Regions from separate parts of the Mus musculus genome. Here regions 2 and 3 are each linked to region 1. Evidence: chromatin loops called from intact Hi-C (ENCODE). Cell type or tissue: left cerebral cortex. All regions are shown on one strand.

Region 1 (8,000 bases):
TCATTTGTATTATAATGGATGTTAAATACATACCTTTAGCTTGTGCTCTTTTCTGTTGATGATGACAGCTGTAATCTGCTGGTCCATGAAAATCAGAATAGTACAGAGTAAAGCTGGGATGATGGCAGCTATGATTGTCCACCATGGGTTTGGACCCAAAGGTGTAACAAACCAGCCACGGTCGTCTCTGGTCGGCTGAGAAAAAAATTAACCATAGATATCAGTAGCAAGATTGATGAATACCTAACCAAACTAAGTCATACAGATATAAACATGGAACTCTTAATTATGAAGTGATTGGCTGAGCATTCACTAAGTAATAAACTCGCGGAGCATTCACATAACTAAGGACACCCCTCTGAGTGTCTTATCTTTTAACCCATTTTCTCTTCATAGCATAGTAGGGATGAAATTGAGGCATAGAGTGCCGTAGTAAGTTGTCTAAGGTTCCAGGGTTAATAATTAATTGAGGTCAAATTTTAACTCCAGCAGACTAATTAAAACATCATTCTCAATCAATACCTGTATTTAATAAGTAACACCAATACCTACTATTTACTGTATGCAAATTTGTCTACATTTAAGATTGCACATTGTACACTATGCTAGAAACAAGGCAGAGCTTTCTTTTAGTTTAGTGGATATATAAATAGAAGGTTTTGGTGTAATATAGTAACTTATTTCAGGTGTGTGCACAGGCTACTATATGAAAAATGAAAACCAAAACAAAACAAAACAAAAAACCAGAAACTGAGCCATATCATAAGCTCAGCAAAAGGTTCAAAACAGGGCTGCTGCTGGAAATGAGTCCCAGAGGAATTCATTATGACAGCAAATGATTCTCCGATTAAGTCCCTAGCTCTGTTTGACAGATGAGAAAACAGGCTGAGGCAGTAAATTTGCTGGCATCAAGGGCTGTCCTGCCATCATAATATGGTTGGTATACTTATCCCAAGCCTAGTATCTGTTTTTCAAACCCTATTCACTCTGCAGTTTTCCCTCACAAAAATGCATGTCCCTCAGTTTCAGAATGCTTCCTTGGTTTGTAGGCATGCTGTACTGTTTGCATATCTTTCAACTCTAATGGGTGATAGGAAATGTTTAAGCAGTCTTGAAGTTTCAATTTTATTATTCTTTTTAATACCAGACAACAATTTATTTCTTAATCTATTAATGCATATTGCTCATGTTCTCATAAAAGTTTCTTATACTGGGTCACAGATCATCTATTAGATACAGAGGAATAGAAAAGCAGATAGATGTTACATGCTAGATAAATTCACCTTGAAAACGCTTGGTACTTGTAGTTTTGGTGATGGGATCCCAATGGCATAGTCAATTAAAACCATACACAGAATTGTAAGAAAAACCGCAAAATCACTCACTATGGATCGAACCTAAAAATAATGAAAATATTGTTACTTTGAGGGAGCTATAAATAACTAGAAATATTCAGGAGCAGTCTTGAATATGACCGCTGTGACATAATATCATGATGTTACTCCGTATGCACATTGTAACATAGTATCATTAGCTATGCTATGCTACAGTCTGAATACATCTATGTCTCTCACCCACACTTTTTCAGAATAAAGATTTATTGAACTGAAATAATGGTGGTCATTTTCTTTTTCATATTCATTTAAAGTATCTATTATAAACCCAAGTATGTGAAAATTTGGAACACAGAATAAAGTTGTCTGGCCTGCATCAGGTGAATTTTAGGTCTCTTGAATACACATTATATTTTAACATTATGAATCCAAAGGACCACTAAATGGCATTACCTGCTTTTATTAAAGAAGCGTGTTTTAATTACTTAAGGTATGACAATTACTAATATACACAATGATGTAGGCAAATTTAAAAATTTCTTTGATATAAAATGAACTTTATATAAGCCATTTTTCAAACCATTTCTCATTGTAGAAAGCCATTGTGCAGTGGTGCACAGTTCATGGTGCACATGTGCAAGTCAGAGAAAAACCTCCTGAGATGCTGGCCCCATTTCTCACTGGCCTGGAACCTCATCCAATAGCTCAGGCAAAGGCACACGAAGGATTCACCTCTTTCCCCCTGCAATCTCACTGTGATCTCTGGGACCACAGGTGTGCACCAATACACCCAGCTCTCCGGCACCCCCACCCCCACCCCCAGCCCTTTACCATAGGTTCTTGGACCCTGGGTTTAGGTTCTTATGTTTACAGAGCAAGCACTTCACAGACTACGCCATCTCCCAAGCTCTCCAAGGACATTTTTGAGTAGTTACTCTTAAAAACTATCAGTAACATTTGCTTTCTATTAGTATGCTGTTGCAACCCATGAACAAAGTCGTTAGATTCTGACATAGAGAATGGTTCAGCTGAAAGGTGGAGGAGATAAGCCTGTTAACTTTCGTGAAGAAGATAGTGACCGAAAAAGCAGCAGTCTCTGGAAGGAACTCTTCTTGTTTACCAAAGTGGAATTTTTTTGAGATATTTACCTCAGTCTGAAAAACATTTGTTTCCTCTGTGTGTGTGTCTGAGTGTGTGTGTGTCTGAGTGTGTGTGTGTGTGTGTCTGTGTCTGTGTGTGTGTGTGTGTGTGTTTGTTAAATCTCATCCTGGACCTTTTCATGGTGGACTCAGACCTCACAGATTTTTATGTTGTAGTGTTAAATATTGAACTCAGTTGATTCCCTGTTTCCTTTCTCAAATATACAGATACAAGCATGGTGGCTTAGGGTAAAGGACTGATGCATTTAAAAAAAGAAAAGAAAATTGTGTCCTAGTGCACAGTGCCAGGCTTCTCCATGTAGAGACTGTAACACTGGTTCCTGTCAGGCTGGCATAGGCCCCACTGCTCCCTGGGAAAGAAAGTGACAATCACTAATATGGCCTATGCTTTGACTTTCCAAATCTGTACATGGGAAGGGAAGTGTTGACCTTTCAGTTTGAAGGAAAGCAGAAGAGCTTGTGCCACCTCTGGTAGCTATGTCACAAAGGGCTTCTTCCCAGCCCTGTTCTAGGACCTAAATCTAGCTTGCCAGTTCTCTCAGAACCTTTCTACCAGTTCATGTCATTCCATCAGTAACTCTCCCCTAACCTTGAGCATGTAGAATATTTAGTTTATATTTGGATCAGAAATATTTAAACCCAAGTACCTTGGTTGGGAAATAGCGGCTGGTCTTGAACTGCTTCAGGGTGGCTGACATGGTAACTGTGGAGAAGAACAGGATCACCGACCAGAAGAGAACATCTGGCACGTAGGGGTGGCCATGGCCACAGGCTCGCCCGACATACTCCCCGTGCAGTGATCTGCACTCCTGAGAGGAAGGGAAACACAACTGGTAAAGAACACTTAGTGCATTTCTTTCAGAAAACTAACACCCTATCAAACGCAGCTGAGACACCTAGACTGCTCACCCATGGCTCCCACAGAGAACTTAAGAGGTATGACACTTGATTTCAAGTTCTACTTGGATAGGGTTTAAATCTGACATCGATTAAGTTCAAGATAACAGATATATTTTAAATGTGATAAGTTTGATAATGTAGTTTGTACTAACATCAGAAATATAATAAAGCATTTAAATATGTCATTTTAGTTTTTTTCACACCAACACCATAGACAGATATTTTCATTTATATTTGATACCAGAGAAAGCTGAGACATGGAGAAACTAAGCAATGTTTTTTCAGCCTCACTAATGCTATGTGGTAGAGCTGGGTACATGCACCGCTCTTGTGGTAGGCATTATAGACTAGTGCAGAACAGTAATTATTTTTAAAAACTAGTTCAACAATACTAAGAAGGCTATGAAAGATAACAAAAATGATGATATATATTTAAAGAAATGGAAATTTGAATCGTATACGGTAATTGTTGAATTCAAATAAGAAATGATAAAGAAATTCCTACATGAACAAGGAGAGGGTCATGCTTGCTCTGCTTTCCCACGGAATTTCTTCTGCTTTTATGTTTGTTTGTTATGTTTTGTTTTTTAAGGGGAAAAAAAGGTTAAAAAAAAAAAAGAAAAGAAAAAGAAAAAGAAAAAAATTAATTACTGTCTTAGCCATTAGGTGGCAGCAAAGTCAAAAAGAACTTCAAGGGGGAAAAACAGCATTTTATGTAAGCATTAAATATTTTGAAAGGAAAAAATATTTCTAAGTCATCTTGGAAAACGTTCATATTCTAAAAATTATATTACTGTATTCAAAACAAATAGAAAATATCAGCTTAAAGAAGCCAGGAAAATTTTTATTCATCTAGGTATTGTGACCCTGAACAAGACTTGCTTTGTGGAATAGTCAAAGAAAATTTAGAGATATGCTGTTTTCACTGAACCAAACTTCAAGCGCCTGAGTTCACTCTAGAATAAAACAAACTCCTCCGAAATATTTAAAATAAATAAGTGGCCACATTGTCATCCGGAAGCAAGCAACAACCAACTTCTTCTTGACATAGGTACTGAGTCTAAAGGTTCTTGAAAAATCAGAATAACTTAGAGCCATGTAACAGACACCACACTGTCTTTATTATTAGCTAAATTTCAATTATTCATGTTAAGATGATTCAGAGAACAGAAACTAAGCTACTGAAGAACTGCATAATAATAATAATAATGATAATAATAATAATAATAAACCTCTTAGCCTTATTTATAGCTTTAATTTTCCTTCTTAAACTTAATAAATAAATTTTGAAAAAAAATCTTTGACATTTCCAGTCTCTTTTTGTGTGCATTTAGAAATGCTTGGAACAATTGCTAAGCAGTGTTACGTGCACCAGGATGTCTAAGCAGAGGAAGTGGGAGTCCCACACAGCACATAGTGATTTGTGAGCACCTGCAGTCTTTTGTGCATGTCTGAAAGGCTTCTATGAATTCTTTGGATGTAGGTGGGTCAGATGCTCTACTCCTAAGAAGCCAGATGCAAGAAAAGATTATTCAACTGCCTATCTATAACCGCCAATGCCAAGGCTAGCTATCTCAACTCAAAGCAAACTGTAAAGTATTATTATTTCTTGTTTTTCAAGGAAACAAGGGTGGGGCTCTGATTCTAAAAAGTAAATTCTGTAGGTAAAAAGTAACTACAGAATTCAACATTTATTTTCAGCTTTATACTATCTACATGTCCAACATATACCCCCCCCCCCCCACACACACACAGAGTGAGAGGGGTTTGGGATAGAAACAGAGTCAGAGATAGAGTCAAAGAAATGAAGAGACAGAGAGACAGGGGAAAAAGGAGTCCTTTGGACGTGCAAACAAACTTCAAAGCCTTTCTTTCATTTTAGTCTATCATGGTTTACAATATAGTAAGTACTCAAAAGATACTTGCTGACAGATTCTAATTACTCTTCCAACACATTCTATTTCAACAATTCTATAAATTGGTAAAAATTAAAATAGAAATTATTAGTATATTTTGAAGATATGAATGTGAAATTATTAATGTCTTTTCAAATGTATATATATATATATATATATATGTATAGAAAGAGACTAAAAAGCATTGAAACAAATTTCAAGCAATTGATAATTACTTTCCCTTCTTTTTTAGTTTTTAAAGATTTTTGAAATTACAATGTAATTAAAATATAATTACAATATAATAACAATAATTATAATACCATTACATTTCCCCTCTCCCCTCCTTCCTCCAAACATTTCCATATATCCCTCCTTGCTTTGAGATGTTCCTGATGTACTTGTGTAAGTGCACAGAGACAGAAGTCTAAGTCTATTAGCTTGCCATAAAGTTGAATTAAACAGTAAACGTGAGGTGAACGTAGTTCAACATAATCATTTGGTGTTTACCAAACATTTAGCCCTTTGATTTTGATTCTCTGCCTTACTGAGTTATCAAGGTATAAGTTAGTAATTATAAGATATATTATGATGAAATAAAATAATATCTGCTATTAACTGATGAAAATGATATGACATTTCTTATGTAACATTAATTCATAGTAGAGAACTTTAAAAATTAAAATAAGGCATAAAGTGTTAAATTTGTTTTGCATCTAAAATATTTTTATAACCCTCTAATTGTACAAAAACTTCTATTTTCAAAGGGTGGGTGGGTAGAGAGGTGGGAGGCTCTGTATGAAGAGGGGAAAGGGAGACACTGTTAGATATATTGACTAAAAATTCTTAAGCAAAAAATTGAAATAACTCACTTGTGGCTAACATCATCAATTGGATTGGCTAATGTATAGAATAAATTTTACTATTTTGCATTAAATGATTTAGAGAAAAACAACACATGACTTAATTTGGTTGAATAATTCAGACTGGATTATTTTGAATTTGTGATCAAGAGAAAATAGAAATACGTGACCCAAAATGAAGCTTTGTAGATAAAGCACACCACTCACTGCCTACACACCTACCATGACCTCACTATGACTCCACCATGATTTCACCATGACCCCACCACAACCCCAGATCTAATTTCTCACTAAATTTGCATTGTCCTTTCTTGTTCACACCATCACTTCCTTTACTGATTAATTTAAATGGTTTTCTGGAAACAAGAACCCTGGTTGCATTACTTTTCTAGGGAAATATAGGTTGAAAAGAATAAATGTTGACCACAACAGCAGACAAGAGTAAGTGGAGGTTTATTCTAAAGAAACGCAAGGGGCTCTGCTGTTTTCAAGATGCCTAGATGTAAAAAGCAAAATTTGTAACCTACAAATTTTAACATTAATGTGTTCTCTCTCTCTCTCTCTCTCTCTCTCTCTCTCTCTCTCTCTCTCTCTCTCTCTCTCTCTCATACACAGAGAGACAGAGAGACAGAGAGCAGGAGAAAATAAAGATCATAAAATATAGGTCAAGATTAAAGAGAGACAGAGAGCAGGAGAAAACAAAGATCATAAAATATAGGTCAAGATTAAATTGTAAACCAAGAATAAGTAAATTGATTTTTAATTCTGAAAGAACATATACAACAGAATATACCTCAGTAAGGGGAAAGAACCAAAATCAAAGGGTCAAATGTTTGATAAACACCAAATGATTATGTTGAACAATGTTCACTCAAATGTTTGCTATTTAATTCAACTTTATGGCAAGCTGGTATACTTAGATTTCTGACTCTGTAAGCATACATGAGTATAGTCAAAAATATCTCCAAGTCAACTATTCTAAAGAATACTTGGACATAGCTTAAACTATTTAATATATGCATGTAATATGACTAATAGAAAAGAGGCCATGAATTTTAAGAGTGCAAGGAGGGATATATGGGAACGCTTGCAGGAAAGAAAGGGGAGGGAGAAATGTAATTATATTATAATCCCAATATATAAAGGTAGAAGGTCATATCCTTCTCAAATAATATATTTAAAGGCTTATGAGATTTTATAGCAAAATATTTCTATGTTCCATTAACTGTATCACTTACTAAAATAGTATGTGATTAATCAAATGAAGTAGAATTTGTTTGTGCTGATGGCTATAAAGAAATTTGAGAACATACAGGTAGGTAGGGTGGTAAAGGTTTTGGATAGTAATGATTATAAGTGAAAGAAACAGAAAGAAAGTGGGGCTACTCAGGGATTTTTATACTTATTTTAAAGCAGAACACTTGGGTTTTACCCAAATTTTATGTTTTCACTGAACAGAAATGAGTGAAGCCTGTGAATACAGAGTCTAAGAGATGTTCACACATGAAGTAAAGAGTAAGAACTGAGAAATGTTCCCATGAGAAAACATTTACAAATAAAGGCATAAGGAAATAAAACACAGGTACAGAATTCAACCACTATACGTAGAAATATGGATCTAGCCTATCTTTTTTTTTTTTAGTAGAATTCAGAATAAAAATAGAAGTTAGGAATCTGTTGAGAAACAAAGAGAACTTTTTCTTTTAATTAGTATTTAATGTTTTTAGTTGACGTGTACCCTTCTTCTGTTTCTGTAAACTTTCAGAGGGATGCAGGTCTATGAAAAGAAAGGAATGAAAAGCCCCAGTTATGGGCAGATATCTGAATTGGGGAACTTTAAAACAAAGC
Region 2 (8,000 bases), 240 kb after region 1:
GAAGGGCACGTGGTATATGGTAAGTGGGATTATAAATGAATTATTCCTTGTTCCTAAAGAAAACTAACATACCCTTAGTTTTGAGGAATATGTGAGGCAATTTTTACGACAAAAGCATTAAAGCCAGGTGTGATGGCATATATTTGCAACTCCAGCCCTTCCTTCCAATGCTGAAGAAGTGAATTTCCTTGAGTTTGAGGCCAGTCTGGATTGCAGAATAACACTGTTTGAAAAAAACAATCAAATCTTCAACTTACATTTCTTTATCTAAAAATATAACACAGGACCGGAATGCGTTTCAGTAGTAGAGCTTACTTCAGTGTGTGAGTTCCTAGGTTCAAGTGTCAGCGTGCGTAGTGAATCTTAGCCAGCACTCACTGAAGAGACTGCTGTGGCAGCACTCAGAAAGCAGCATTGCCTTATGCCCTTTGAGACATGAGAAGAGTGGAGCTGAAAGTGTGCTCACATGTCTCCATTCACATTCAGTACATTGAACTGCACACCTGTCGATCAGATGTAGGTACAGCTGAAGCAGCCATCATCAAAGCCTAAACTAAAAGGATGTCATAAACAGATAACCATACATTCTAACTCTGATTAGACTGACTGCTTGGACCAGATTTTTTTCTTCCCTTTTTAAACTATCCTACTTTCTTAATCTGAATTCAAAACTTTTACCATAAGCTTACAACATGTAGATTCTTGATCCCCTCCCCTTCTCACAAACAATACCCTGTGCATATCATTATTCCTAGAGTCTACCTTTCTAGAATAGATACTCAAGTAAGACTTGGGATTCATTACTTATACATGTCTTCCAAAGCAGCAATGTGTAATAAGTTTGTTTTAAATTAAAATTATAACTTAGATTATAAATCAAATTAAATAAAAATGTTACTTAGACAATCCATGTTCTCTTTTTCTAACATTTTCCATTTCCTAAGATAACCTTATCTACTTTTTCACAAATAAAATAATAAAATAGACAGATCTCTGCCCAGAGGCAGCTAAGTGAATGAGTCACTATCCTTCTACAGCTAACCTATATAGTCAAAGTACATTTAAAATGTGGCCTTAGACCTGTGAGATAAATAAGTTGACAAAGGTGACTATTGCCAGGCCCAAGAACCTGAGCTTATTTAATACCAAGGACCCACAGTGACAGGAGAGAACTGACTCTTACAAGTTGTCCTCTGACTTCCACACATGTGCAGTGAAGTTACACCCTACATACAGAGAAATAAAGAAACAAATATTTTTAAAAATGAAATGAAAAGGCATATACCATAGCATTTCCATTTTTCAGTTGTAAACTGAAAGACCTAAGTGTTCCAAGGTTACACGAAAAAAAAAAAAAAAGAAATACCAGGCCTCAATATAATATGTTCCTAAATAATATTGCTTTTTCTTCATATGTATATATAGATATACATATAAATGTATAAATATAAACTTATATACATATAAACATACACAGTGTGTGTGTGTGTATAAACATACATAAAAAGAGACTGGAAACTGATTGCAGTAAGCCTGATTTAAAAAAAAAAAAATCTATATATGCCCCAGTACAGGGGAATGCCAGGGCCATGAAGCAGGAGTGGGTGGGTTGGGGAGAAGGGCAGGGGACTTTTGGGATAGCATTTGAAATGTAATTGAAGAAAATATCTAATAAAAAACAAAAATTATAATGAAAAAATCTAACACAAAAATATTGAGTGATTTTTTTTAACTAGTTTTTGAAGATCTATAGTCTAGCCTGGCTTCCTTACAATGTAACCTTCAACATTTTATTTGGACTCCATGTGCCTCAATTTCTTATTTATTACATAGCAGAAATGACCTTTTTTTCTATTGATTAAAGCAATTGGAGAAGTTAAAAACAACACTATACAAATATAAAATCGGGCCAAAACCACCATTTTTTCCTAATTTTTTAGGCTTTTTAAAAACATATTGCTAACATGGTTCTTGTGTTACCATTAACCTGTAAAACTATTCTATATTATCCATTAACACCAAGGAAATGAAAACTTTTAAATGTGGCCTTTAATTCTTTTCTATGATAGTTCCTCTTTTCTAGCCAAACTTTTATGTTCCTTGCTCTTTTAAGCCACAAACCCATAGCCCAGTAAAGTCATCCATTTCTAAACCCCTGCAGATAATCCTCATTTGGTCTTAAATCCTTTAACTGCTCCCACCAAGTGACAATCCATAAGCCACATCAAACTGGCTTCAGCCTGCTTTTCTAGGACAAGTCCCAACCCCCATCCACTCCCCTGCCACAAAAGGGATTTTCCCCCCTATATTTAATCTTTCCTAAATCTCCATCCTGTAATTCCTGTGTATAGTTCCTGTCGTTTACAGAACAAACAGCTCCTGGTATCATTAAGACTATTTATTCCGAATAACCACAGAAGCACGATTTATGTATCTATTCAAGTTAAGAAGGTACACAAATCTTTTACTCGTTTTTTTTAAATACCACACACACACACACACACACACACACACACACAATGGCTCTAGCTTTACGACAGTGCTGGCCAATTATCTGACACCCTTTCCCACCCCCCACCACTGTCCTTGCTCTTAATTTAGGCTCTGTTCTTCGTGGTGACACTGGTGTTCTTCCCACCTCTCTGCTCCCTCCCTATCCAAACCTGGTGTCCTGGGGAACACTGGGCATGCTCAGTAGCCACAGCTGATGCAGGAAGCAAACCGGGATCTTTTTTTGCGGCATTAGAACCCGGCTGCAGCCTAAGGCCCTAAATCAGCGGCCCAGAAATTGCTCTATCCTTCTACGGAATCACATAACTGTGTATTAGAAAGATGAGAACGGATTTGGAAAAGGACAGTTTACAGCGGTCCTAGTCTGCAAGGTGGGTCACAACCGAAGAGCTTCTCTCTTACATGGTTTGGTGCTGCGGAGATTTCTGCTGTTCTGAGCAATGATCACGCTGATAGAAAGCTAGGAGCTAACGTTTGGCATCTCCGCTTCACCATGTATATACTGACCTCCTCCCACCCCTCACCCACGCCTCCCTTGAGCTGCCCCAGACTAAAAGGGATGCTGCCTTAAGTCAAAGTCTGTGCGCCAGACAGAGGGATTGTGTAGAAGACAGGCAAATCAATCACACCAAATATTAAATCAAGCAGGCGGCTAACGGACCCAGCGATAAACAAATGGGCTAATGTCAAATGACAGTTCAGGAACCTTTCAGATACTCATATGTGAATAGTATGCCTGTCTCCAAAAGCGCATACCTTCCACATACACGAACTGTGGCACACGTCCATTTGAGAAAGAACTGACAGACCACACACACTCACACACACACACACACACACACACACACACACACACACACACACACACACACGACCCTTTTCCCGTTTTCTGCTGAGATCAAATCTCTAGAGCTTCAAAACAGCAGCAGATTCCCTCACCTCACTGCCTGAGGATGGAGCACAGGAAGAAATGTATTAAGGGCTAAATAGGATAAGGGGGTTTGGGGGTTCTTTGCAGGAGCTTGAGTCAGCACTGCAAATCTTCGGAAACAGAAAGATAAGCAATAGCAGGCAGAGAGAAAGACACATAACTGTCCCTGCTGCTAAACCCTAGCCATTTCTTCAAACAGCAACAAATATGAGACATTTCATCACCATGCTGCATCCATATTGAGGAGGGAAAAAAAAAAAAAAAAGCATGTGCTCTGCTTTAAGCATTTTGGTCTCCGGAGATGGGAGGAGACCCTGTCCATATGCTGTGGGAGCTATCCACCACCCCAAAAGTACACTCTGCCAGCACCTAGCAGCGTACCACTTGCCTGACAGGTTCAGCAGCAAAGCGGTTAATCTATTTGACAGCAGGTTGTCTCTTACCGTAGGCAGCAGCGGCTCCATTTGGGCTCCCTGGTCTTTAATCTCCATGTTCTGTAACACCTCTGGAAAAAAAGCACCTTGCTCTGCAGTGTCTTCAGTGTCTTCCACTCAGCCGGGCACTCGCTCTGCTTAGTATTCGGATCAGGTAGCTCTGAAGCAGGAGGCAACTGCACACTCCAACTCACCAGAGTCACATGGCTCCTACTCACTCGGGCTGCTGGCCAGGTTTTGCACTGATTGCCTTGAATCCTTGGGCCGGTAAGAGAGATCCCCAAGCCCTGAATCACTGCCCACACCTGGATACTTGTATAAAGTACAGACGATGATGCTACAAGTCCAAAGGGCAGTGAGAATTTTGCCTGAGATGATAACTTCTTAAACAAATGAGTTCATGCTGGCCTCTAACCAGTTCAGTCTGATTTTGACACCTTAAGACACTCACTGCATTCCAGAATCCAATAGGAAATAATAGTTCAAATATGGTGATGTCAATGCAAAGTCTAAATAGGAGTTCTCTTACCTACTATCATTTAGTATGATATTTGAGGTAATATGACTTCAAAATTAGAATGTCAGTGAGCTTGAACCATTCACTAACTTAAAAATGTAAGTGGTAAAATAGACATTTACTATGTTTAAATTGTGAGAAACTGGCAAGTCATACACTATTAAAAAGGATTTTTTTCTAAAATTTGTCTCTCAAAACAGACAGGAATGGAAAATATTCTGACAATAGCAATAGCAATGACTAAAATATATTAAAGGTCAATTAAAAGGTGGCAAATCTGATCAGTAGCTTAGGCATATATTCCTTGCCTTAACTAGTTAAGTAATTCATGGAAGGAGAGGAGTCAAAGAACACCATTAGAAAAAAGACATTGGCGATGGTCTACACACACATTCTTTAAATAATTATGGAATTCATTTTGCATACATATTTCTTGAAATTAATTATGGGATCTGTCTTCTGAATGTGCAGTCAACCCCAGGGCTTCAGATATGCTAGGCAAATATTTACCGCTGAGCTGTATGTCCATCTCTTAGGTCTTTGAGAGAGGGTCTCAGTAAGAAGCAAAGAGTAGCCTTGAAATGGTTATCGTCCTGTCTCTTAGTCTTAAATGTTGAGATTATAGGGGGCGGCCAAAACAGTTCCTGGTTGTATCTATTTTAAGTAATGAAATCCATCTATCCCTGGACCTCAGACTAAGAATATAAAAGTTTAAAGTATATAAAAATAAAAATCTCTTAGGAGCTAAAAGAGGATGGCTATAATTTATTATAAACTTAAAAAGCCACCAGATTTTATAATCCTTAATGGTGGGAATTTACATAAAATAATATTAATAATACACTAAAGTTTATATATCTCTTATTGTAGATGGAATTATGGATAACTTTTTCATCTTCAATACAATTCTTAAAATAAGTTTTTATTGCTTTCTGGGAAACTACTAGTTTTTATACTGTAATGTTAAGAGTAACAGTTTTGTTCATAGGACATTTAGATTATACAATGGAACTGAATCTTAAGATATTTGACTAGGAATAAGTGGGCTCAACTTGATTTTCTACAAAAAAATTGATGAGTAAGTAAGTGTTCCTACCCACACACATAACCGTAACAAACAATCAGAAATGATTTATATGAATAACATAATAAAACTGTCCTTTGAACATTAATTTCTATTTAGTAACTAATCCTAAGTCACCTAGTTTATATTTTTTCTAAATTAATTTAAACATAATGAAGAAAATTCTGACTTTTTTTAAAACTTTTTTAAAGATTTATTTATTTTATGTATATGAGTACACTGTAGCTGTACAGATGGTTGTAAGCCTTCATGTGGTTGTTGGAAATTGAATTTTAGGACCTCTGCTCGCTCAGTCCCTGCTCCCTCCTGCCCAAAGATTTATTTATCATTATACATAAGTACACTGTAGCTGTCTTCAGACACACCAGAAGAGGATGTCAGATCTCATTTCGGGTGGTTGTGAGCCACCATGTGGTTGCTGGGATTTGAACTCAGGACCTTTGGAAGAGAGGTCAGTGTTCTTACCTGCTGAGCCATCTCGCCAGCCCCCAAAATTCTGACTCTTAATTCCAAGTGAGACAATAAAAACAAAATTGCATTTAAATTCCTATTAATCATCATTTTCTACAATATGTATTAATAAACTCTGAATGTGCTTTGCTGGAACAACCATTGCTTTGGTACTCTACCAACAGTTCCAGTGTAATAGGAGTCACCAGACCCTACTGCTAAAGCTCAAGGTCAATAAGATGGCTCAGCAGGAAATGGTGCTTGCCATCAAGCCGAAGGAACAGACTACATTCCCAGAACACTCAGAGTAGAAGGAGAAAACAAACTCTCACAGATATACACGAAATATAACACAATAGTAATAAATAGTGTAATATAAATTTTTAAAAATCCTATCTTTCTATATATCTCTGATCCAAAAGCATGAAATACTTGCCTAGAAAAATGAAAGAAGAAAAAGGAAATTATCCTCATTTAACCTACTATATCTATTTCATAAAATATCTTAAAGTTAATGGCCAAAGCCTGAGATAGTGGATCAATAAATACCCTAACCAACTCATATAAAACGAGCAATAGCTGGAGAGAGAGTGCTCACTCATCACTAGGTAATGGAATTTTTACTAAGAAAACAGTCTTCTAGCACAGTATCATTGGTTTCAAAATTCTGGTGGTAAAGAGAAATAAAAGAGAAGAGAAATTCCAAACTGCATAAGGAAATATGAAATGCATGAGTATATCTTATCTGTACATTCTTGGTGGAGGCTAGGAGGTAAATTATCCGGGGGTTTCCGTTTTGAAACTTGCTCGAAAGTGAATTCTGTATAATTCCTAATCCATAGTATTTCCCCTTAAGCCTAGATCAGCAGTTCTCAACCTGTGGGGCACTACCCCATATCAGGTATTTACATCACAATTCAGAGCAGAAGCAAAATTACAGTCACAAAAAAAAAATTATGGTTGGGATCACCACAACATGAGAAACTGTATTAAATGGCCACAGCATTAGGAAGGTTGAGAACTGACCTAGATGATTAAAAATAGGCTTCTCTTGCTTAGAAATCCAGTAAGAATCTATTGAAGCCTAACAGCCAGATTGGAAGCATCATATTAAGAACTGTATGACTCAGTTCATCAAAGGAAATAAAGTAATGTTCTATACACCCTACAAGAATGTGACAATAGTCTTATTTTCATTCTATTAAGTTTCAGATACTGTGTTTACTAATGATATTTTTCCTGTCATCTGCAGCAATATTAAAGTGGAATTTTCCTCTCTGAAGAATGAAATGAGAGTAGGGATCAGCCGGAGTCCAGCTTAGAAAGAGGCACTAGGGAAAGCATTGAACAATGAGCTAACCTCATCTCTAGCTGCCCTGTCCTAACCAATCCCTTTGTTGGTAAGGAAAGAGAAATAATCTCTGTGTGAGCTTCCTTCCATGATCTGTCCTGCATCCTGAGCCTCTTGCTGAGCTCAAGTTCATCTCCTCTCTCAAGTGTACAAACCACACTGCACTCAGTGTACTCTCAGTTCCTACTTCTTTTTGCTATTTTAAGATCTAGGAATAAGATATTCCCATTAACACAATGTTTACCTTGCACAAGAGGCCATCTAATGTATTTGAAGGAAACACTGGGTTCTAGAAATTACTACCAACACTAATATTGAAAAAAAAAGATTTATTTTTCAGGTTTTTTTTTTTAAGTATTGGATTTCTAGCTTGGATCTCAAAGTCCCTTGCTTTTTTAATATAAAATATCTGAACATTAGGCTGGCAATGACTTTAAAACATTTTGCATCTGGTAGCGCATCCAGCACTGTTTATATCCTCTCTTTATGCTCTGTCCCAGCAAGTCTATATCTACTGGGACACGTACAGATGTTCTGAGCAATTTAAAACATATTTTATTGATTTGTAAGATGAATCAATCAAAGCACTGCATTGAATTTACCTGACTCAAAAAAAAAACTGTTTTCTTTTTTTTTAAAGATTTATTTATTTTTTATTTATATGACTACACTGTCACTGTCTTCAGACACACCAGAAGAAGGCATCAGATCCCATTACAGAT
Region 3 (8,000 bases), 300 kb after region 1:
ACCCCTGACACTGTTAATGATACTCTGTTATACTTGCAGACAGGAGCCTAGCATAACTGTTTCCAGAGAGCCTTCATCCAGCAGCTGATGGAGACAGATGCAGAGACCCACAGTCAAACATTAGGTGGAGCTCAGGGACTCATGTGGGAGACTTGGAGATAAGATTGAGCAACTCTCAGGGGTAAAGGACACCACAAGAAAACTTACAGTGAATTAACCTGGCCCCATGAGGACTCACAGAGACTGAACCACCAAGCAAAGAGAATGCAGAGGTTAGACCTAGGAAACCCTACACATTTGTAGCAGATGTACAGTTTGGACTTCAGGTGGGTCCCCTAACAACTGGAGTGGGGGCTGTCTCTAACTCTGTTGCATGCCATTGAATCCTCTTCCCCTACCTGGACTGCCTAGTTGGGCCTCTGAAAGAGAGGATACTTAGTCCTGCTGCAACTTGATTTCCCAGGGAGGTTGGAACATAAGGGGGCTTTCCCTTCTCTGAGGAGAAGGGAAGGATTAATGGGGGGAAGGGATTTGTGAGGGTGGAACTTGGAGAAATGGAAAAAGAGGGCTTCCACTGGTATGTATGTAAAGTGAATAAATAAATTAGTAGGAAAAATATGCAAGGCACATAATCAACATAAAAAAATAAGTAACTTTTATATACACTAACAGTAAATTGTTTTAAAAAGGCAGGTATAGGGGGCTGGAGAGATGGCTCAGTGGTTAAGAGCACCGACTGCTCTTCCAAAGGTTTTGAGTTCAATTCCCAGCAAACACATGGTGGCACACAACCATCTGTAATGAGATCCGAGGCCCTCTTCTGGTGTGTCTGAAGACAGCTACAGTGTACTCACACAAATAAAATGAATCTTTTTAAAAATAAATGCCATACAGTTGATTTTTTTTTAAAAAAAAATGCAGGTATAAGCCTAGCAAGGGGCTGAAATACCTCTACATGAAAAACTTAAAGACATTGAATATAAAGATTGAAGAAGACATTAAATGATAGAAAAACCTACACTACTGTATTGTCAGAATTACTATTGTGAAAATGGCTTTACCCCAAAAGTAGTCTACAGACTAAATGGAGTATCAATTATATTCCAATGACATTTGATCTATTAAAGGATATCCTAAAATTCATATGGAAACACAAATGATCATGGGTAGACAAAGCAATCCAAAGCAGAAAGAACATAGGTAGAGGTATTGCATTATCTGATCTCAAACTATGCTACAAATTATAGTGACAAAGACAATGTAATACTGACACAAAAATAAGACACACAGGGCAGTCGAACATAATAGAGATAAACCAGCACAGCTACAAACACCTAACTTTTATAAAGGGTATTAAAAGATATATATTGGGCAAAAGACAACCTGGAAAATGGGATATATACTTGCCAAAGAATGAAATTAGTTTCACATCTCTCAGTTTTTACACACAAAAACATCAATTCAAACAGAATTAAATACCTTAATTTAAAACATGAAATACTGAAATGACTAAAGGAACACAAGTGGCATGCACTCTAGGATATATGTCATAAAAATAGTCAATAATTAGAACTTAGTGACATAAGAACTAACTCAAAGAATTTACAAATGGAGTCACTACCTGAAATACAAATGGCCAAAGCATAATTTTTAAGTATCCAACATTTTTGCTCATCCAGGAAATGAAAATTAAAGCTACTTTGACGTTCCTTCTCATCCCAGTCAGAATCAAGAAAGGCAATTACAACAAATATGGGCAAAGATGTTGAAGAGAAGGAATCACTAATTGTTACTGGTGGAAAAGTAAAATTTACAGTCACTATGGAGATCAGTGTGGAGGCTCAATACTAAAAGGAGACCCCGCTGTACCACTCCTGGATAGACACCCAAATGACTCTACAGCCTAGAGATACTTGCACATCCATAGTCACTGCTTCTCTTTGGACAATGGCTAGGACATGGAATCAGCTACACGTCCATCATAAATGAATGGATAATGAAAATGTGGGTAATGAACCCAAGGGCATAAATATAAAGAAAAATTGAGAAAATTTCAAAATAATGTATAGAATTAGAAACTACTATATTCAGATGAAAATAGACAAATACCTTGTGTATCTTTTCATATGCTAATTCTGGTTTCTAAATGTTAAAGTTGTATTTTTTAGGTGTTGGTGAAAGTATAACAACGTAAAAACAGAATTCTAGGCCTTTAGGCCCAGGCTTGGGAATGTGGCCTTTGTAAAGGTATGCTAATCATAAAAGAGATAGCGACATTCCTCTACCCACCCGCTTCCTGGGTTCAAAGAGTGCTCATTCAAAGAAAGTCACCCTGGCCATTACCAGAACCTGCAATGCAAATGTGCTATTGTTAGGGGCTCTTAGAAGCTGTCTTGAGAGTTAACAATTACCAGGTATTCCTTGTGACTCTTGTAACTTTACACTTCCTTGTGACTCTTAACTGGTATCTTTGGTATCTTCCAACAAAGCCCTCCCCACTTCCTTGAGTTTCGGTTTCTTCCTTTAAATACCCCCTTACCCAGCTACTCGGGGCGCCACAGTCCTCTACCCCTGCGTGGTGTATGACCGTGGGCCCGAGAGCGCTCTTGAATAAAAATCCTCTTGCAATTTGCAACAAGACCGTTTTCTCGTTGGTGATTTTGGGGTGTCGCCTCTCCTGAGTCAGAACGTGGGAGAGTCCTCACGTTGTGGGTCTTTCATTGGCAGAGAACAAAAAAACTAGAAAGAGGCCTATGAGATGGGAAATAAGCTTTGAGTGTGTACACTAGGAAAGGTAATAAAACACATAATGTAGAAATGATAGAGGACCACTGTGGGCAGATGTGTGCATGGGGAGGGTGAGAGGAAGGACAAAGGAGCAGGGAGTAGGAGTGGAAGGAATAATCTAAAGGGCACAGGAAAGCCTGCTATTTTGTACTTTTTTTTACATGTGTGTATACTTATATATGTGTGTGCATACGTGTATATATGCATGTGTGTGTGTGTGTGTGTGTGTGTGTCAGAGCAAGCAGATGCATATGTAGAGGACAGTCTTAGGGTCCAGTAATCAGACTTGATGACGAACACCTCTAACTGTTCTTTCCAGAATGTGTGCTTTTTCTTTTTCTTACTTTTTTTTTTTTTGTTTATTTGTTCAAGTTCAGAGAACTAGCAAAACTTAAGAATCTTTTTTTCTTCTAAAATAACCAAATTCCAATAACCAATTTCTAATTTTATTTTAATTCCATTAAAAACTACCAAATTCAGAAAAATGTACAAGCACACAGAATTTGTCTCTTAGGTTTGATTTTAGAAGTGATATTTACTGTGTAACGACAAATCTAGGCATAGAAGCATTTGTAATTCCACATACTTCAAGGTTCACTCTAGCTGTAGATCTCTTCTAAGAATGTATTCTCCCTCCTCACAAATAGGAAGAGAATAGGAAATCCTCAGAGGCAAGTGTGAAGAGGCTCTCTTTGATGTTTCAGAGCAGTTTGCCTTTTGCCCCTCTAACAAATTGCAGACACAAGTTAAGTTCCAGTTCCTCAAAACGCTGCTTATAAAACTAACGTTTGTATCTTCTTTATTTATGCTCAAAATACTTTTAAGAAATTCCATTTGTACTTTCCAAAGTCATTTTACCTATCAATAGACCCCTGAATCTTAAATTTTGGATTAATATTTCATCTGTGACCTAGGCTTTAGTGCCACTCAGTGTTCACATCCTAGAACTACAACAAGTCAAAACACCAAAACCTATCATAATTCAGACATGTACTGCAGCCTCAGAATATTTATTTTCTTACAATATAATGCCATTAGTTCAAGTTCTCTGATCCCTGCCTGGTTTGCACTTCACGATGCACCTAACAGAGATAGAAAGCTCATCATGCACTAAGCATCTATTGGAGCTTCACTCGGGAGAAATGCGTGCCAGCAATCTTTTTTTGTTCTTTCAGATTGAATCATCTAGAACTGTGCCATGCTTCCAAATATAAACTGACTGACTGAAATCAGAGGAGACAGAGATTATTTTCTCAAAAGGAAAAATTCCAACCACTCAAAAAGATCATAACTAAAAGGTCCAATGTTTACAGAAATCAAAATGTAACAATAGAAGTTAGTAAACAAATAATAAAATTAAATGAATTATGAACAGTTTAGTTATATAATGTTACACATTTTCACAAAAAGTCCTGTGCCAGTAGAATAGCAAAATTTTCATTTGTGTAGGGAAAAGAAAAGATGAACCCTAGAAACTGTTTTATAACAGAATGAATGTGGGAAGGGGTAAAATATACAGCACAAACAATCACAAACCGAAGATAAATAGAAGTATGAAAAAAATTAAAGAAAGAAAGACATATGACTTGCTTAACAAATGAGACCAGAAAATTTTCACATAGAAATTATAAATGACATATCATTCAAGCTGGCCTAACAATAACATACTAACCACTGGTCATTTTAAAAACAAGATAATTACCCACTGTGTACCATTCATCAAGAATGAAAAGAGGATGAAAAGTGTGACACTTTTCTTTTGCAAATACCTAATGATGCTTTAAAAAACTTAATATAACAAAAGGTAACTTGAAGAAACCTTATACTTCCTTTGCTGTCAAAATTTAGAAAAGTAAAACCAAAATCTTAATACTCTTACTATCTAGAGAGCATCATTGTCAGTACTTGGTATAAGTCTTTCAACCTATAGGATTATTTATATGTATGGTTTACAGGTTTAAAACATTGTCTCAGGAGCCAGACAATCCAAGTGTTTATCTCATAATTCACTAGTGAGTAAAGACAGCTCTACATCTCAATCTCTTTATCTCAACAATAAGCATAATTCCAGCTCTCAGAGCTACAGACAGCGCTGCGCTTTTGGACTGTGAGTAGTTTTCATGGTTTGGTCCCTTGGTTCACTGGAGGCGTTACACCATTCTTCCCAATGGTCAATTATTTTGTTTATATTGAACTTTGTCAAACGGAAGATTTAAATTTTTTATGGTAAATCTATCACTTTTTTTTATTCGTGATTTTTGCCTTTGGTATTATGCTTAGAAAGGCAACAGACTTAAAGATGTAAAGATAGTATAACTTTGTGAGGAAAGAAAAATTTATTTGGCATGCATAATGTGAATAAAATAAAAACCCAGCAGCCCTCTTCTCATGCACGTCTACAAAGCATGCAACATTTTAAAATCACTTCAACCTAAATAAATAAATAAATAAATAGCATACCACCTGAAAAACTTCCAATGATCACAGGTTATCCTGTCATCTAGTCTGAATCTGCCATCTGTAACTTAAATAAAAACATATATATATATATATATATATATATATATATATATATTCACAATAATAGTCAATACATAGTAACTGAAAAGTATTTCCCTTTTAACGAAGTTCTCCATCTGACTGTGAAATGTTTATAACGAATTACTCTACAAATCCAGGAACTCACCTGAATCATGCATTGCTACATCCGCTCCAAGTAGTGACTTGCGTGACAGACCTAGACACTTGGAAGCAGTCCTGAGGCAAAGAATCTCCCTGAAACTTAGCCTCCTGGAACCATGGCATTCCCATAGCATGTACGCTCCAAACCTGTACCTGAGTTAGTCTGGTGTATGGATCTGTGTGCTCTCTTTCAGTATTGTTTTATTATAAGTGCCTTTAAGGATTGATTTTGGCATATAGCTAAGCCTCCACCGGTGTTCCAATGTTCTAGAAAGTCCTTGAGCCGACCCTGAGTTTGGAATTCAGTAAGAATGTTACCTACTCAGTAACATTCAAATTTACCTCTAGTAGAGACAGTGAAAATAATCAGGCATTATAATTTACTTGAATAAGAGCTAGAAAGCTCAGGGCTAGTCTACATAGTAATTACTTAGAACAATAGTCGAGTCACACCCATACACAGGAATACACAATGGCCTAGGAAATAGGTGGGTTGTGGTTTTAGAAAGAATTATAATATTATTCATGAAAGGGTTAGTAGAACAGAATTCCCCTGGTGCTCGTTTTTTTTTCACTAGGCCCAGAGGAATAACATTATCAGGTACTTGCTAAAGGACCCCTGGTGGTGGGTTTAACAATAGATTAGCATTGCATTAGAGCATTCACCTGGCTCCTGTGTTTAGCTGGTCTTAATTAAGGGTTGTTCCTATCTCAGTTGTAAACACCGCCTGGCTCCCCCAGCCTTTATGTATGCATTTTCTTTGTTTTGTGTCTTGTACCTTGGTGGATGTATTTGCCTAGCTTTCTTGTTTTTCCTCTGTATTAAAAGTCTGGTGTTTGCTTGGAAAAAATACATTCAGATACATACTCTCTCTGTGTCGTTGTCTGTTTGTCATCTCAGCCAACTCCTTGCTTGCCTGTAACCAGAACCAAGACGAGTTTTCCTGCGGATCGAGGACCCAACTGAGGTCCATCTGCAGCAATGCATATCTGAGTGAATTAGGTTTTGTGGATACAAGTCCTTTTAGCCTCTCACTGTCAGAATCACATGAAGACTTTCAAAGTTTAAACAAATCACTAATGTTATTACTGTTCTAACCATTTGAATTGATATATTTTCATCTAGCAGAGAACAGTATACTCAAGCTTGACTAGCAAAATATAACCTGGTTCTTGTTTGTGAGTCATACAATATCATTCATTCATTATTATAGTTTATCAGAATTAGTGCCTAACCAATTAATACTTATGAATTAAAAATATAAGTAGAAATCCAGCTGCCATTTTCCAACATTTTTTTTTCAAATTTAGATTAATACTAACTCAGGATTAATTGGATAACTAATATAATATTTTTAGAAGGGGGGAATTGTGGTTGGTAAATCTTCTACCAGGCATGTATAGAGCAGAATTCATATCTTCTTCACTCACAGGAAAAGTGTGAAATTCAGGTGTCTATGATCCCACTGCTGGGGGTGGAGTGAAGAAAGGTGGACCTTTTTAACTTAATAGTCAGCAAGCCATGCCAATCAGTAGACTTCAGACCCTGTCTCATAGTAAGGTGGAAAGAAATGGAGGAAGATACCCAACACTGACCCCAAGCTTCCAAACATACATAACAAACACATAGACATGCACATGTACCACATAAACATACAAAAATTCATCTCAGTGTTAGTTTTCATAATTTTTATAATTCAAGAAGGAGTTCAAACAAAAAGTTGCTACTAATCATATAGGGGTCCTTTCCAAATAAGCCACATTGGAAACAGAAGGGAAAAGATATTATAATTTTTATTTTATTTTTTGAGATTAAAATATAATTACAATATTAATATAATTATAGTGTCAATTGTATGAGTGTTTTTAAGGCTGATTATTTGGCACTTGACAAGAGATTGGTGTGCCATTCCCTGATGAAGACCAACCATCTCTCTGACTCTCAGCTCTCCTATGTTGTCTATAGTGCCTCCTATAGGATTAAGGCCTCATGGGCTTTTCCCAAACATGTTGGTAAATCCACTGGTGCCAGGTCATGTTTCCCCAATCATTTTCATGGTAAGATTTTAATGGGTGTAGCTTTGATATTATTAAGAGACACAATCACACAGATAATACAATACTTATTATTACTTACTATAGCACAAATTTCATGATCCTCTGGCTCTTAAAATCTTCTTATCCTCTCTTCCATAAATGATCCCTAGGCCATAGGTGTGAGTGCTCTGTAGATGTGTCCATGGGGACTGGGCTCCACAATGCATTTTTTAATGGATGTAGTTTTCTGTAGTGGTGTCCATCTGTTGCAAAGAGAAATTTTCTTGATGAGAGGTAAAATTATGTTTAAAATCACACCATGCCTAATATGCATATATTGGAGATAATAAAAAGTGTTTCTGGTTTTCTCAAGGTCACAAACAAGTAAGCAGTAGCATATCAATGATAAATGTTTTTTCTTAGTCTGCTGCTCCATCTACCACAGTATATAATTTCTGCCATAAACATCTTAAAATATGTAGAAAGTCATAAGA

Evidence for each region. Peaks named below come from ENCODE experiments on the same cell type or tissue, not always from the same donor. Only the 100,000 strongest peaks of a DNase experiment are listed, where the experiment ranks them.
Region 2: it touches region 1 in a loop (3-fold over the local background); 2 of 42 quality-filtered maps call a loop at or near these places.
Region 3: a loop joins it to region 1, with 8 times the contacts of the local background. A loop is called at or near these places in 24 of 42 quality-filtered maps.

Annotation. Positions count from the first base shown.
Region 1 is chr2:62,282,105-62,290,104 of GRCm38, reverse strand. It overlaps Slc4a10 (solute carrier family 4, sodium bicarbonate cotransporter-like, member 10), which reads right to left. Exons shown (of 26, transcript NM_033552.3): 16 at 3,142-3,303; 17 at 1,284-1,397; 18 at 34-195. Among named protein-coding and RNA genes, the nearest start is that of Dpp4, 130 kb to the left of the region's middle. In left cerebral cortex, a CTCF peak has its summit at 4,068 (motif pointing right); a DNase peak (open chromatin) is centred at 4,840.
Region 2 is chr2:62,042,578-62,050,577 of GRCm38, reverse strand. It overlaps Slc4a10 (solute carrier family 4, sodium bicarbonate cotransporter-like, member 10), which reads right to left and starts at 4,063. Exons shown (of 26, transcript NM_033552.3): 1 at 3,886-4,063. The coding sequence starts at 3,933. In left cerebral cortex, no CTCF peak of the experiment used is centred here; DNase peaks (open chromatin) are centred at 2,288, 2,724 and 4,041; H3K4me3 peaks cover 2,902 bases; H3K27ac peaks cover 2,426 bases.
Region 3 is chr2:61,983,050-61,991,049 of GRCm38, reverse strand. No RefSeq gene overlaps it. Among named protein-coding and RNA genes, the nearest start is that of Slc4a10, 59 kb to the left of the region's middle. In left cerebral cortex, CTCF peaks have their summits at 829 (motif pointing left) and 3,729; a DNase peak (open chromatin) is centred at 3,906; H3K4me3 peaks cover 197 bases; H3K27ac peaks cover 1,558 bases.